2 separate regions of the Homo sapiens genome follow, and region 1 is linked to region 2. Evidence: chromatin loops called from intact Hi-C (ENCODE). Cell type or tissue: endothelial cell of umbilical vein. All regions are shown on one strand. Links, peaks and the distances in the headings refer to the core of each region. The heading gives the core; the rest is flanking DNA.

Region 1 (8,345 bases), core at 283-8,282, 87 kb after region 2:
AAAGTTCAAGACCTCCCTGGGCAACATAGCAAGACACTATCTCTACAAAAAAAAATTTTTTTTAATTAGCCAAGTGTGGTGGCACACACCTATAGTTCTAGCTACTCAGGGGGCTGAAGCAGGAAGATCGCTTGAGCCCAGGAGTTCAAGGCTGCAGTGAGCTATGATCACACCACTGTACTCCAGCCTTGGTAGCAAAGCAAGACACTGTATCTTTAAAAAAAAAAAAAAAATTAGAACAGCTTTTAAATAACAATAAACCCATTATGTTAATCAAAGTAACATTTTAATTTCAAAAACCTGTATTTTCCCCCTAAAATAGTAAGAAGAATATAATTGTTTTAAATTTTTGCAAATCTCTTTAATATAATCAAGGGGGAGGGGGTGCACGAGGAGACTAGCTTTAGAATAAATGCAATTTTGGTACCATCTAACAAAGCTTAAATGAAAGACCCAAAAGAATGAAACTATTTCCAAGTATTTTACCAGCATCACAAAACAAAGTTCAGTAATATTTACAGGAATACAAAATGCCTAGCACCCAACAAGGTAAAACTCACAATGCTTGGCATCCAACCCAAACTCACCAGACAAGCAAAGAAGCAGAAAAACACAACTCATAATACAAGGACAAAAAGCATTCAGTGAAAACTGAGATCAGAAATAACACAGATTACGGTATGATCTCACTTACATATGGAATCTGAATAAAGTTGAACTCAAAGAAACAGAGAAGAGAATGGTGGTTACCAGGGGCTGGGGATAGGAACAGGGAGAGGCATGGGGAGATGCTGATCAAAGGGTACAAACCCTCAGTTATAAAACGAGTAAGTTCTGGGGATCTAATATACAGCAGCGTGTAATTAATAATGCTGTATTATATACCTGAAATTTGCCAAGAGAGTAAAAATCACAACACTCCGCCATGCAAACAAAAAAAGGTCCAAAAGGGAAGTGTCAGAACAGACTGAATATTGATTCAGTTAAAAGAAAAGGATTGCAACCACAGAGTAAAGACCTTAGTGGAATATGAAATTCAACAACCAGGCTGCTCAAGATGCCAAAGAACCCACTGACCCTTATCCACTGGCATTCAGGCACAGCTCAAGCCAGCCAGTGTTGCTACTAATCCTATTTGACAGTGTCAGGTTTGGTTCCTATTAGCTGAACCCATTACAAGGCATCAGTCATGGCGAAGGTGCTTACTGAATCTGGTGACCCTTCTACACAGTTAAGGAGGTCAAAGCCTTAGAAAAGTATACATGTCAGAAATTTGAAAAATAAATAAATCACATAATCATTTGCATCTAATTACTACATGCTAATCTGTATTTTGTATACTATATATTAATCTACCACTACCTCTAACCAAAAGCAAAAAACAAAGCACCTCATTAAAAACAAACAAACAAAAAAAAACCGGCCAGGTGTGGTGGCTCACACCTGTAATCCCAGCACTTTGGGAGGCCGAGGTGGGTGGATCACTTGAGGTGAGGAGTTCAAGACCAGCCTGGCCAACAATGTGAAATCCCGTCTCTACTAAAAATACAGAAAAATTAGTCAGGCGTGGTGGTGCATGCCTGTAATCCCAGCTACTCGGGAGGCTGAAGCAGGAGAATCACTTGAACCTAGGAGGCGGAGGTTGCAGTGAGCCAAGATTGTGCCACTGCACTCCAGCCTGGGTGACAAGAGCGAAACTCCGTCTCAATTAAAAAAAAAAAAACCCACATTATTTTATCCTGTATGTCCTAAATACACAAATTCTTACTACAAAGGCAAAAAGCTTAGGCATTCAAACCTGAAGTCTCAACTGCCTAATTTTCTTGTCTCTCAGTTCTTCTAAGCATTAATTTCAGAAAAAAGCCTTTCCATCTGCGGGACATGGATCTGTATGTAGGAACACATCCCTCATCACTTCTAAGTGTTTTTCATTCTGATGGCACCACCATCACACAGGACAACATTTGTGAGACCCCACATTGCTGCCTCTTTATGAAAGGCACCCAGATGCCCAAGCTGCACTTTATATTGGATCCATGATTCAGTTAAGTGACCTGGAAACATGTCAATGCTGACCGGACATAAATACCCGCACGGCACTGAGAGAGTGTCAAGTATGAATTGGTGACCGAAAAAGGTGACTGAAAAGGGAAAGAATAAGAACTCTTGTTATAAACATACAAACCTTTAGTATAAGTGTGGCTGGAAACACAGGCTTTGATACAAAAAATATTTCATATAATAAATATTAGGAACAGAAACTGCCCGTCCATACCCCTAATTATTAAATGATCTTTTATTGACTAAGTATTCAATTCACATCACCTGTGTACACTTTGTCTTAGTCTGCTTTTTTGTGCAGTACAGAATTCAAATATGCTAGTCTGGAGATTTGAGATAAAAACCACCACAAAAACCACTTTGCTACTACCAGATTAATTGCTCTGAATTCTACACTGATCTTTTGGTTTGGAGTGAACTAAATTTGTAGTATAATTTTGCGTGAGGTCCATATTTTACAAACCACAAAAAACATATTCAGGAAAACCCCTCAAAGACCAGCAGGACACACACAGTCATTGCCCTGACACCAGTCCTGGCAGGAGGAATAAAACCTTGTTTATTCACACCAGCAGAGCTGCAGGAACAGCATTCGCCCAACTTGCCAAGTTTGTCTGTAGCAAACAGGTCATGCCAACTTCAATAAAAACAGAAGGCTTTTGTCTACAAGGTTTTCTCTACCAATGGAAGTGAACAGAAAATGGCTACCCTACTGTTTTGGCCTCTCACTTCTGATCAAAAAACAATTAATTCTGGCTGGGCGCGGTGGCTCACACCTGTAATCCCAGCACTTTGGGAGGCCAAGGGGGCGGATCACAAGGTCAGGAGATCGAGACCATCCTGGCTAACAGGGTGAAACCCCATCTCTACTAAAAAAAATACAAAAAAATTAGCTGGGTGTGGTGGTGGGCACCTGTAATCCCAGCTACTCGGGAGGCTAAGGCAGGAGAATGGTGCGAACCCGGGAGGTGGAGCTTGCAGTGTGCCAAGATTGTGCCACTGCACTCCAGCCTGGGTGACAGAGAGAGACTCTGCCTCAATTAAAAAAAACCAATTCTCTCAACGTACCTTAACTTTCCTTTGTTTTAAATCAATAAACAGATCTATCTAAAGGCAAATTAGTAGTAATAATTAGTTGCATGGATATGTGGCTTGTTTCCTATCATTCCCCTCTTGGCTTTGCCAACATGACACTTTTCCTTTCTAACTCTGTGATCACACCTTTTCAGTGTTCTCCATCCTCTGTCATTTCCTCCTCCTCACATCTCACTGCATGGAACCTCCTCTGGAGAAACTAATCCAATTCTAAGGCTTTCACCACCACCTCCACAGCTTCCAAATCTTTATTCCTGGCCCCAACTAGTTCTAAAAACCTAAAATTCTAATAACTTTTATTTAAACCACATCTTCCATTGATTAGTTTAGAATGAGACATTTTTAAGAATTCTTTATTTTAATGTATGTTAAATCTGACTGGTATCTATTATATTTTCTACAATTTTCCTGTATTCCACAGTACTTCATAAATTTTTTTAACAGTTAAATAACTGAATTTAAACTCCCAACTTTAAAGCTGAGAAAAATCAAGGCCCAAACTAATTAAGTAACTTGCTCAAGTCCACTCTAAATGATATATCCTATGACTGCATTTCCCATTGTTCCCACCTAGATGGGAGGCTGAATGCTACGTGAAGGGCACTGAGCCATGGGACTGACAGCATTACAGACCACACGGAAGTAAACTGTTTTAGAGTACTGTTTCAACAAACTGCAATTGTGCTCTGTTTGATACCCCATACTTGACAAAAAGATGAAAAGCTCAGATATCAAAATAGTCAAGGTAGAAATGAGTCATTCCACAGTACATAGTTTAAAAAAAAAAAAAGACTATACGTTTCGCAAATTTATATTCTGAAAAATTAATGTTGATACCTTCACTCATTTTCCCTTGAAAACTCATAGCAGACAAAGAAGACACAGTATTGGCTACACAAAGTATACTGCAATAAGTGCTATTCAGGTATGCAGCCCCAAGGAACTCTTGGCCTCTGCAAACCTGATAAAGCATGGCAGTCAGCCAACCTACTTTGACCCCTTAAGCCAACACATAACATAACACTTCCTCGTTCTGGTATCAGAACTAAGATCAACAAAGCCTTATAACTCTATGTGAAAACCCTCACAGAAAGGGAGAATTCCTTATAGCTTTCTCTATGTGAAAACCCTCCTGGGCTCAAGTGATCCTCCTGTCTCGGCCTTCCAAAGTGCTGGAATTATAGGCATGAGTCACTCTGCCTGGCCATTGCAGAGGTCTTTACGCTTTCTTACAATTTCTGTCTTCACACACCTTGAGCTTCATTTTCATTTTGCCACTGTAGAAATATATATTCCATTTATTTCATTCCTATGCTCTTGACAGGGAAGATAGAAACAATCTAGATGCAGAATTCCACCTGCTGTATTATTTAGCAACATTATACCAACAAGGAGAAGCAACAGACAAGCTCTTCCTTTTGTGATCTTTCTCTGAAATTCCTCACCTTTACTGAATAAACCTCAATTGATTTGCGAGTTTTGGCTGTAACGGCACTATTACTGTAAGGTCTATGCCATACTATTATATTGATATTAGATTAGTTTCTCCTGTTACATTAATGCCTTTTCATCTCCTGTTTTTTTTTCTTGCATCTCATTCTTTTCTTCTTTCTAACATACATCTTTTAACAGTTGTTTCCATAGGGATCCTGGGTAGTAAACTCTCATTTGTATTAATCTGAAAGTAAAAGTCTTTCTTCTATCTTTACTGAAGAATGATGAGAGTTCAGCTTGGTACAGAATTCTGAGTTGCCAATGTTTTTCACTAAACTTTGAAGATTTTACGCTACCATATTCTCACTACTGTTGTGGCAACTGAAAAGTCTGATGTTGGCCTAATTGTTAATCCTTTACACGTAATGTATTTTTTCTCCCCAGCAGGTTGTTTTCTTTTTTAGAGACAGGGTCTCGCTCTATTGCCCAAGCTGGAGTGCAGTGGCACAATCATAGCTCACTACTGCCCTGAAGCCCTTAGCTAAGGTCAAGGGATACTCTCGCCTTCGACTTCTGAGTAGCCAGGACTACATGTACACACCACACCTGGTAAGTTTTTTTTCTTGTTGTTGCCTGGTTAGTTTTTTGTTGTTGTTGTTAGTTTTGTTGTTGTTGTTGTTTGTGGAGACGCAGTCTCACTGTTGCCCCGGCTGGTCTCAAACTCCTGGTCTCAAGTGATCCTCCTACCTTGACCTCCACTAGGATTACAGGCGTGAGCCATCATGCCCAGTCTACCTGGCAGTATTTAAGATTAGTTTATCTATGGTTCCACTATGCTGTATGTAGGTGTAGATATTTTCCTGCTCAAGAATAATTTGTTCCTGAATTGAAGAATCCATTCCTATCATCAAAATCAGAAAAATTCTCAGCAATTCTCTCTTAAGATTGCCTCCCATTCTCTTTATCCACTCCTGAAACTCCTACATATAAGTTGGGCTCAATTTACATAGAGTTCTTTTTAATAATTTCTATCTTCCTATCTTTCCTATTGCTTGCTGGGTAATAGCTCATCAGATCTATGTTCCAATTCACTAACTGTTCCTGCAGCTCTCTATAATCTGCAACTACACTAATATACTGAGTTTTCCATTTTAGTTACTATATATTTCATGTCTAAAATCCTGTTTTGATCTTTTATAACCCGGTTGGTTTTATTTACAGTACCTTTGTTTTTTTCCTCGCGTTTTAAATCATTTCTTTATGCATTTATTAATTATAATAGCTAATATTTACTGAGTGTTACTACATAGATAATTAACATTTAATTCTCACAACATTATGGGGTAAGGCTATTATTCTTCTCACAGATGAGAAAACTGAGGCAAAAAAGTATACACTCATACAGCAAGTGGCAGACCCAAGATTCAAACACACTGTACTAAACAGCTAGTGCTAGCTGGGCACGGTGCCTCACGCCTGTAATCCTAACACTACGAGAGGCTGAGTTGGGAGGATCACTTGAGTCCAGGAGCTGAAGACCAGCATGGGCAACATAAGGAGGTTCTGTCTCTATAAAAATTAAAAATTAAGAAAATAAAAATTAAAAACCTAGTGCTACTTCAGCTTTTGCTCTCAATAGTCATGAAACAACATCCTAACAAGTCATATCTGATCATCCATTCTGGAGAGTGTGCCCATGCCTCTCAGTCCGTCCTTTAATCATTTAGTTTATACTCTCGTTCTATTATCCAGCGTTCCTAAGGGTCTGATCACTCCATTTGTTCTTACTCCCATTATTGGTTCAGGGGAGATTACAATCCACAAGTGATTAACTAATGTGGAATTGTAAATTCATTCTAAGCAATGCTTTTACCTGTGGGAATCTACACGTACTAGGTTGAGAGAATGTCCCTTCAGAGCAGTTATGTCTATTCAAACTCAAACCTGCATGATGAGAGACCTTTCTCCACAAAATCAAAGCCAAGGAGAATAAGTCAGTCTCTCATATTGCCATTAATACTGGTAGGAGGAATTTTTTTCTCGTCCGACCTTTCTCAGGATAGTACTAGATTTATGCGGAGGTCTTGGCTTCAGATCCCTATCTCACTTAGGACCAAGGTCTATCCGCTGTCCAAGTGTTATCGTTGATTCATGTGAAGTTCTACTCTTGTTTTGTTTTCCTCTTTTTCCATTTATGTCCAATACCCATCCCTCCTTCAATATGCAGCTATTCTAATATGTTTTAATATGTTCCTGAATATGTATCTTAGAAACACAGAGGGTGATTTTTATATTCATACATGTTTTCAATTTATATTAATGTTACATACCTCAACCTGTTTTTTACTTTTAAAAAACGGGATGGATGCTGTTTTTTAAACAACACACTACTTGTAACAAGTACTGTAAAGTGAGCCGAGACTGCGCCATCGCACTCAAGCCTGGGCAACAAGAGTAAAACTCCGTCTCAAAAAAAAAAAAAAGTAAACATAGATAGTACTTATATCTATCCCTGCTTCTGCATCACTGCTTTTGACTTTTGTACAGTATTCCATGGTACATATCCACAATACTTTATTTATCCAACCCCCTAGTAATAAACACTTATGCTGCTTTTAATTCCTTCTTCCCACAAATAATACTGTGGTGAACATCCTTATACATGTCCTTTTGTGGACCAGCAGGAAAGTTTTTCTGGGAAATATACCAAGGAATGGGATTACTGAAACCACCTACGTCATTTGTGTTACTGTTTGCCCAAATCCTCACAAGCACTGAATGTTATCTCACATTCTAATTTTTATCAATTTGATGAACAAAATATAGTATTTCATCATCTTTGAAATTTGCATTTCTTTATTTACTAGTAAGATTGATGATATCATGGCATAGTTGTTAACCACTTAGGTTTCTTTATCTGTTAATTGTCTATTCAAATCCTTCCCTCTCCCTATAGTCTCTATTGATTTTTGAGGTTTTTTTTTTTTTTTTTTTTTTTTTTTGAGACAGAATCTCACTCTGTCGCCAGGCTGGAGTGCAGTGGCATGATCTCAGCTCACTGCAACCTCCGCCTCCTGGGTTCAAGCAATTCTCCTGCCTCAGCCTCCTGAGTAGCTGGGACTACAGGCACGTGCCACCACGCCCAGCTAATTTTTTTATTTTTAGTAGAGACGGGGTTTCACCATGTTGGCCAGAATGGTGTCGATCTCTTGACCTCATGATCCGCCCGCTTCAGCCTCCCAAAGGGCTGGGATTACAGGCGTGAGCCACCACACCTAGCCTCAAGCATCTCTTTTTTATTCTTTATCTGAATCCTTACTATTTTAAGAGGCTCTAAAAAAACTCTTCTCCCAATCTCATCTGTTAGCTTTGCCAATGGTTTTCTTTCTTGAACAGAAATGCTTAAATTTGATGGAGACATTTAAGTTATCTTACCCAATATATTCCTACTAAACATTTTTATTGATTAGCTTTATAGTTTCTCTTTAACACTGAGGTCTTTAATCCATCTAGAGTTCACTGTTTCATCTAGCATGAAGTAGGTGGCCAACTTTATTCTCCATATGGTATGTCAGTTTTCTCATACTTGCTTAATTTTGCACTAGTTTATGACTGACTATCTCTCCACATAAATGTTTCTGATTTCACACTCCCTGTTCTTTTCATATCTGCTCCTTCCTGTGCTAGTTACCGCACTGTTCTGAGGTGCACTGTTTGGTTTCGTTTGGTTTATGACTCTGTATTTTCATGTCTCA
Region 2 (8,345 bases), core at 73-8,072:
AGCTCCACTCACAGTTAACATAAAAATTAAGACATAAAATTTTATAATACTACTTAAATATCTAATTGTGCTTTAAAAAATACCTGCCCAAAGAGTAACCAAAAAACTAAAAATAAAATGCTAATAGTTTCACTTGTTATTTATCTAATTAAAATGCTTTTGACTATTTAAAAGCCATTTTAAATATGGGTTTTATTTTCACGGAACCATATTCCTAACTGTCTAAAGAAAACAAGTCATGATGAAAAGGAGAAAAGATATCAATACAGAACGTAAAAGTGTTAATTACTTGGAGTTTTACATAAACACTTTTAACTTCTGCAAAAATACTTTAAATGATCAATTCAACATTTTTTTAATCAGCAAGGAAACTGCAGGATAATTAGTCTCATCTTACATTTAGTGTCTTTTATTTCTATGCTTATTCTCACTACTACACTAATTTCTTTGAAGACAAGGACCCGATTTTATACAACTCCATAGATCTGAGATGAGGACTGTTTTATGGCAATTAATCAATGTTTACTGAAGTGTTTTGACTTTTTTTAATGCTGGTTCTCAAGATAACTTTAATCTATGACCATTAATTCAACAAATATTTAATAAAAGCTTCTATGGGCCAGGTGCTATCTTCGAAAATATGGCCGTGAACAAAACGGACAAAAATCTCAGCCCTCACTGAGTTTACTGTCCACTGGAAAGAAAGAGAACATAAGAAAAATACATGGTATGTCAGACAGTGATAAGTCCAATGGGAAAAATAAAAGAAGAAAGGAGATAAGGTGTGTAGGAATGGGTGGCGGGATTGGAATTTAAATTAAGTGCTCAGGAAAGGCTCCACTGCAAAGGCAACAGCTAAGCAAAGATGTGAAGGAAGTAAGGGAGTGAGCCTGAGTGTTCCTCACGAAGGAAACAGCAAATGCGAATGGGCACGAGGCCCAGGTGAAGCAGACAGATGCAGCAGGCCACTAATGAGGAAGGCAGGTAATGAGGGCCACCGCCTCCAGCAAGGGTTAGCAAACTTCCCTTGTAAAGGATCAGAGAGCAAATATTTCACATTTTGTGAATCATGTAAAATCTGTCTCATATATTTTTCTTTTTTGTTACCCTTGAAAAATGTAAAACCCATTCTTAGCTTGCAGGTTTTACAAAAATAGGTGCCAGATGAGCTGTAGTTTGCCAATCCCTGCTGAAGAGCTTTGCAGGTCACTGGAAAAGTCTTTTTCATTTGGAAGCAATTACTTGTTATCACAAAGTACAAAAGAATTGCTCAAAAACACAAATAAAAATAACAGTAACCTAATAAACATTCAAGTTTCTCTCAACTGATGTAAAGCCACATATTTGTCCATAATTTAAAACTAGCATGCATTCTCAACTGTCAACTTTTTCAGAAAAGAGCCAGCCCTCGCACATCTATTCAGCAAATATTTACTGAATGCCTGCCAAGAGTTAAATACAGCTAAGGAAGAAAAAAGAATACAATGTCCCCACCCTCAACAAACATATTGAACTTATTTTTAAAAGGGGGAGGCGGGAACATAAACTAACAAAAAAGTATGTCATAGCACAGTGACATGTGCTAAGAAAAAAATTAAAACAAGCAATGTAATGGAGACACTGGATGTGACAAACAGTGTATTTCAGCTACAATGGTCAGGGAAGAGACATATAATGATCTAGGAGAAGAGGCACAGAGAATCATAACTACAAAGGCTTTGAGGATAGAAAATGCTTAGCTTGTTTTAACAACAACAAAAAAGCTGATAGGTGGAGTATATGGAAGGGGAGGTTGTGGTGGGGTTACAGGGGTGGCAAGAAGCCATAGGATACAGAGCCTAAGCTGTGGAAGGAGCTTGGGTTTCACTGTGTATGATGGGAGAACACAGGAAGGTTTTAACCCAAGGGGTGACAATGTCTAAGAGTTCAGTTCAGGCCAGGTGCGGTGGCTCATGCCTGTACTCCCTGCTCTTTGGCAAAACCCTGTCTCTACAAAAAACACAAAAATTAGCCAGGCATGGTTGGTGTGCACCTGTAGTCCCAGCTACTTGGGAGGCTGAGGTGGGAGGATGGCTTGAGCCTGGGAGGCAGAGGTTGCAGTGAGCCGAGATTACGCCAGGCTACTCTAGCCCGGGTAACAGTGAGACCCTGTCTCAAAAAAGAAAAAAAAAAAAAGAGAGTTCAGTCTGATTGCTACAGAGATGGGACTAGTACAGAAGTGATATAGAAGCAGATAGCCATTGGAAAACAGCTGCAGTAATTTGAGCAACGGATAATGGTTCATAGAGAGAATCGAATGGAATCATTGAATTAAAGATACATTTTTGAGGTGTGATCGGGCTTACTAATAGATTTAACGTAGGGAGTAAGAAAAATCAAGGATTGCTTGGTGATTTATTGCCTGCACAATGAGTGAATGGTAGTACCATTTATTGAGGGTGGGAAACTGGGGAAGAAGAGGTTTTGAAAAAGGTGGGCCAGATCAAGAGATCTGTTCTGAGTAAAACTAAATTTGATATTTAACTAAAGACATTGTGTAGGTAATAAGTAGAGTATTCTGGAGCACCTTGTATATTATTAATTTGGTAGCTATTGCTGTGTTTTTGATAATGAATGCCTTAGACTTGAAGAAGTCTGAGGCCAGGCATGGTGGCTCATGCCTGTAATTCCAGCACTTTGGGAGGCCAAGGCGGGTGGATCACCTGAGGTCAGTAGTTCAAGACCAGCCTGGCCAATATGGTGAAATCCTGTCTCCACTAAAAATATAAAAATTAGCCAGGCGTGGTGGTGCATGCCTGTAATCCCAGCTACTCAGGAGGCTGAGGCAGGAGAATTGCTTGAACCTGGGAGGCAGAGGTTGCAGTGAGCTGAGATGGCACCATTACCCTCCAGCCTGGGCGACAGAGTGAGACTCCATCTCAAAAAAAAGAAAAGTCTGAGAATATATATATATATGTGTGTGTGTGTGTGTGTGTGTATATATATATATATGAGAATAGGACTGAGAGTGGAGCCTTTTAGAGGTCTAGAGGAAAGTGGCAGAATCAGAAACACCACAAAAGGAATGACAGGTGAAAGAGGGAGAAAATAAGGAGACACTGGTATCAGAGATACCAGAAGAAAACAGTGTTTCAAGGAAGGAAATGTGTAGAATGATGCTGAAAGGTAAAGTTAAGATGGGGCCATGGAAGTGATTTCTGTATTTGGTAACATGGATATTTATGATAACTTGACAAGAGCAGTTTCGTAAGACTACTAAAAATAGGAGCCTGATTAAACAAACTTGAAGAAAGGTAAGGAAAGGCAGATAGCAACTACAGTCAATTTTTTAAATAAGATTTGCTGAGAAGGGAAGAGAGAAACAGGGTGGCAACTAGAATAAGACATCACATCAAGAGAACGATTTTTTTTAAGACATTAAGTGGAACTCTAAAGGCAGGTTAGTACACTTGTGAACAAGGAGAAAGCAAAAATTTGAAAGGAGGGAGAAGGATAATGAGGGAGAAGCATCTTTAGGTTGGGCAACTGGGATAGGATTAACAGAAAAGGCAGCAGAGGTGAATTCAGGAATAGTGGCACTATTCAGGCAAAGGCTCCAGGTATAGATGCAAGTAGGCTGGTAGATTTGATGAGGAGACAAACTGGGTAGCATCCAATTATTTTAATTTTCTCAAAGAAATATCAAGTGAAGCCAGAAACTTTGAGTGGAGGCGAAGGATTTGCAGATTTGATAAGAGAACAGAATGATACAGTCACCTCTGAGGATGGGAAATCAAATCTAATAGTCCTCTTAATTAGGACTGCCTGCAGAATTAGGAGCAATTTGAGATCTGTGGCCATAAATTCAATGTGAGACCAGTCTGCAAAGCTTTGTGACTCTTCTTGCCCGGTAACATAAAGCTGCTCAGGGCAGAGGCAGTGTAGGAAGACACTTGCTTTAAATCAGGATTGAGGTTTTGCAAGCAAGTGTGACAAAAGAGAAAAGCAAGTAAGTCAAGGGGATTTAGAAGGGAGTAATTATACTGCTGGACCATGAAATCTGACCCGGGTAAGGAAGGAAGTGTGAGGCCATACGAGGTTCAAAACAAACAAAAAAAAGTAGTAGGTTGTTGTTTCAAGGTCCTAATTAGATGCAATAATTGGAGTGGAGACGAGAGTAAGTGAACTGGGAAGACAGGAGGTGTTGGCCAGAGCTGAATTGTATCTTTCAGTGTCACCATTCCAAGGTGGAGAATTCTGACGGGTAACAATCTGTTCCACATTTAGAGGCAGGTTTACTCTACCCAGAACAGCTACACAATGCCCTAAATCAGAGAAATGACACTGTCTAGGAATGGCAGCAGGCTAGAGGAAAAGCAAAGCAGAGAACCCATTCTCACATACCACAGCACAATTTATAGAGCTGTTTTTCCAAAAGAGTCATTGTCCATTTCCCAAACTGTGTAAAGATAAGAATCTAGTACTGCTGGTACAGTCAGAATCAATTTATAAAGTCTGATAAAACAGACCAAGGATATGACACAATGCTATGACTGTACTGTGCCAAGAAATCTGAAGGTGTGGCTGAGAAATAGAAAACCAAAGAAAACCCTGCCTTAAAACGCAGGCTTGGCTTTTTGGATCTATGACAGAATAAATATATTGTCAACTTTTTTCACTGTTTAAAAAAAGGAGGAGAGGGAATACTTTTATGTTGTTCACTTCTGGATTTCTTGCTGATTAATTCATAATGACAGAGGAAAGCACGGAGCACTTTTATGGAGCAAAGCACCCATTTCTGTTAAGCATTATCATAATTTTTATCACTGTATCAAACAAGACATACAACCTTACACTTCTAAGTAAAATGTTCATAGTAAGAGAAATAAGTGTATATAACCTCTTCCTCTACCTCTATTATTTTCTCCCTTAATTGTATTATTATTCTGCAACACTCCCACTTCATTTAATTTTCCTCTCCCTTTCATGTTTCTTGTTTATATGCCTCAGGCCTCACAGGATCAACCAGGGATTCAACCCTTCTTGGTAGAAGTCAGACATATAGTGGTTGCTAGCCCCATGACTCTGGAAAAGTAACGTACTAGTCTGAATAGACAATATGGCCTTTTATTTCCTATTAACTTGTTTCACTCTTCCCAGCTGAAAAGTGTTTTTGTACATATCATTCCATTTACTCCCCCCGCCCCCCACCCCCCATCCCTCCTCCCCGACCCCACCAAGGCTATGTCAATGATGAAAGTTGTGAATGCTACAGTTGAATTACACTGCACCAATAGCATATGAAAATGCATATGCAGGAATAATATGCCATCCGTATTTCTCCACCTGGTGATTTCACAGGGCTCAGCTTAAAAACTAATTTAATTTGGACATTTCACTCTAACATGCATAATACAGAAGTAACAGCTGGAGGCTAACTGTGGGAAATCAAGGCATAAAATCATTAATAAAAGCAGATCTATTAAGTAAATGATAGTAACACCTTTTTCTGTGCAAATAAATATTAGTGATCAGAAAATCTCATATGTAGTTTTCTCAATAAATGTTAGTTAAAATAAAATAAAAATCATTAAATCAAATGGGTAGAATACTATTAATCGCTAAAATATCCCAGTGAGATGGGAGAGAAGAATAAAGTTACGAGTTTCTGATTTCATTATTAAAGGATGCGCCTAGAGGAAAAGAACGGAAAGAAGGAAGGAGAGGGGGAGACCAAAAAAAAGGTAACTTGTAAATCTGAAAATTTGGGGACAATTTATTTTCATACAAAAACATTTACATTCCATTTCCAAATAGTCTTTAACCAATAAGATTCTGGTTTTATGTAAAACATGACTTAATTTACAAAGATTCCATATGCACACAATTGAATTATAAAAGTTGTTTATATTCCCACACTTTTTGCTTTTTTTGGATTCACACTAATTACGTAATAAAATCCATATTCCCTTAATTAGCACTAAAGGTCTTTAACAATAACCTATATTTTTAATATTCCCTCATGCAGTAAGCATGAGGAAAAGATTCTTTTGTTTTTTTGCCTTTTCAGATGTCTTCATGTCCCTGCCCTTTCCCTTACCCTGTCTTTGCCGAGCATAAGAGCATACATGCACTCATTCTGCAAGAAGAAGCTTAAATGGCAGTATCTTGGCAAAGCTTTCCAGCACTCCCCTAAACAGAACTGATTCCTTCATCTCCATGAGCTAAAGGGTCTGTATCTAGATGATAGTATAATATAGTATAATTATAAAAGAAAATATTTTCTAGATCCACTGATAAATTGTAATACTGTAAAAAATGCAAATATTAGATCTAGAGTTCCCAAATTGAATGCAATTCAAACCAAAAGACATAGTGCAAAGTACCAGTATTAATTGAATATGCTGTTAAATTGCTGCTCACAGTGCACTCATGGTACTTATTACTATTGTCCAAGTTGTTTTGTTTTGAGCTGTAAGATGATCCAACTGTCTCAGAAATTTTGTCAAATTACTTTTTAAAAAAAGTTTGCTGCTTATAGTACATTATGACATCATTTGAACTCTGCTTGGATAAAAAGCAACAGTATGGATTAGGCCCACCACTGTTCTTTTCTCATTGGCCCATGACAATTATAACAGTAATACCTGAAGACAATGAGATGATATCCATAAATATAAATGAAACTACATAGGGTATTTCATTGTAAGACAGTCACCCAGGTGATCCAGAATATGTATATAAACTTTTTTATTGTCATTGAAATGAAAATACAAAATCATAAAATTAACATGGTAACTTGTAAATCTCAGAATATGTTCAAGGTCTCCCAAGGGATGTGAGGAGACTCCTAACAGGAATACAAATGGTAGAGTGGTTAAAAGCAAAAGTTTTAAGGGCTAAAGAGCTCTAGGTTAAATGCTGGTTCACTATTCATTATCTATATGATCTTTAGCCTCTCTAAGCTTCAGAGTGTTCTTATCTTTTTTATTTATGACATGGGAATAATGCCCATCTCTTATAGAACTGTGAGAAGTAAATAAAATAATGCATGGAAAATGCTTAGCGTAAGATTTGGCACACTGCAAGAGGTTACTAACATATCCTTTTTCTCCTCACCCCAAACATATGTGTGTGTGTGTGTGTGTGTGTGTGTGTGTGTGTGTATGTATACACACACGCATATTTATGTTTTATATGTTAATATATAAATTTAAATATCTAAATTTGCCCTTTCATTAAGATCCAAACAAACATGGAATATGCTTCTTCTTCACTCTTTGAGGGGAGGCCGGGAGGCGGGGAGTGGAGGGAAGGAGGATACTATTGAAGTTATGTGTTATATGTTTATATCTAACTCTAGCGCTATGCTAAATATAATACCATAATAACCCTTACAAGTACTTATTATATACCAAGGACCTTAATGTTTATCACAGCATATTTATCATCTTATTCAAAATGTTTTATGAGGTTTTATTAACTCCACACTAAAAATGAAAAGAGCAAACCTTCAATAAAATTAAATCATTACCCAAAATCAGTTTTAAACATCCTAGAACTAGTACTCAAACTCAGGTCTGTCTGACTGTAACTACGATACTTTTAACCTCTCTACTATAGAAATTATAAGCAAATACTGTTTACCTGGGAGATCTCTGATACCAAATATGAAATGAAGATGGTGTACATAGTACATAAATCAGAAGGCAGAAACCCACTGCTCTACAGAGTTGTTACCTTACCAGGATTCTATTACCATGGTTAACAGCATGTATTCCTCTGTTCTTAGGAAATTTCATCTTTCAGTGTCTTTTTTCTTTCCAAAAGTGCAGCATATCCAATGATGTAAGTACCCTGGCATTCTCATATGGATTCATTTCCTTTTTTAAAAACTCAACTTTTCCTTATTTTTTTTCTTTTTTTTTGGAGACAGAGTCTCATTCTGTCACCAAGGCTGAGTGCAGTGGCGTGATCTCGGCTCACTGCAACCTCCGCCTCCTGGGTTCAAGTGACTCTTGTGCCTCTGCCTCCCGAGTAGCTGGGATTATAGGCATGCACCACCATGCGTGGCAATTTTTTTTTTTTTTTTTTGAGATGGAGTCTTGCTATGTCGCCTAGGGTGGAGTGCAGTGGCAGTGATCTCGGCTCACTGCAACCTCTGCCTCCTGGGTTCATGAGATTCTCCTGCCTCAGCCTCCCAAGTAGCTAAGACCACAGGTGCCCACCACCACAACCAGGCAGTTTCTGTATTTTTAGTAGAGATGGGGTTTCACCATGTTGGCCCTGCTAGTCTCAAACTCCTAAGCTTGAGTGATCCGCCCACCTCGACCTCCCAAAGTGCTGGCATTACAGGCATGAGCCAC

What was found. A loop is a pair of places that touch in the nucleus more often than their neighbours do. Peaks named below come from ENCODE experiments on the same cell type or tissue, not always from the same donor. Only the 100,000 strongest peaks of a DNase experiment are listed, where the experiment ranks them.
Region 1: it touches region 2 in a loop (6-fold over the local background); 2 of 110 quality-filtered maps call a loop at or near these places.

The regions. Positions count from the first base shown.
Region 1 is chr12:1,126,234-1,134,578 of GRCh38, reverse strand. All of the region lies in intron 7 of ERC1 (ELKS/RAB6-interacting/CAST family member 1), which reads right to left. It overlaps LOC124902857 (a long non-coding RNA gene), which reads left to right and starts at 5,104. Exons shown (of 3, transcript XR_007063157.1): 1 at 5,104-5,199. In endothelial cell of umbilical vein, for the core only: no CTCF peak of the experiment used is centred there; DNase peaks (open chromatin) are centred at 3,838 and 4,168.
Region 2 is chr12:1,213,466-1,221,810 of GRCh38, reverse strand. The region is part of intron 12 of ERC1 (ELKS/RAB6-interacting/CAST family member 1); the gene reads right to left. Among named protein-coding and RNA genes, the nearest start is that of ERC1, 230 kb to the right of the region's middle. In endothelial cell of umbilical vein, for the core only: no CTCF peak of the experiment used is centred there; a DNase peak (open chromatin) is centred at 4,490; H3K27ac peaks cover 1,718 bases.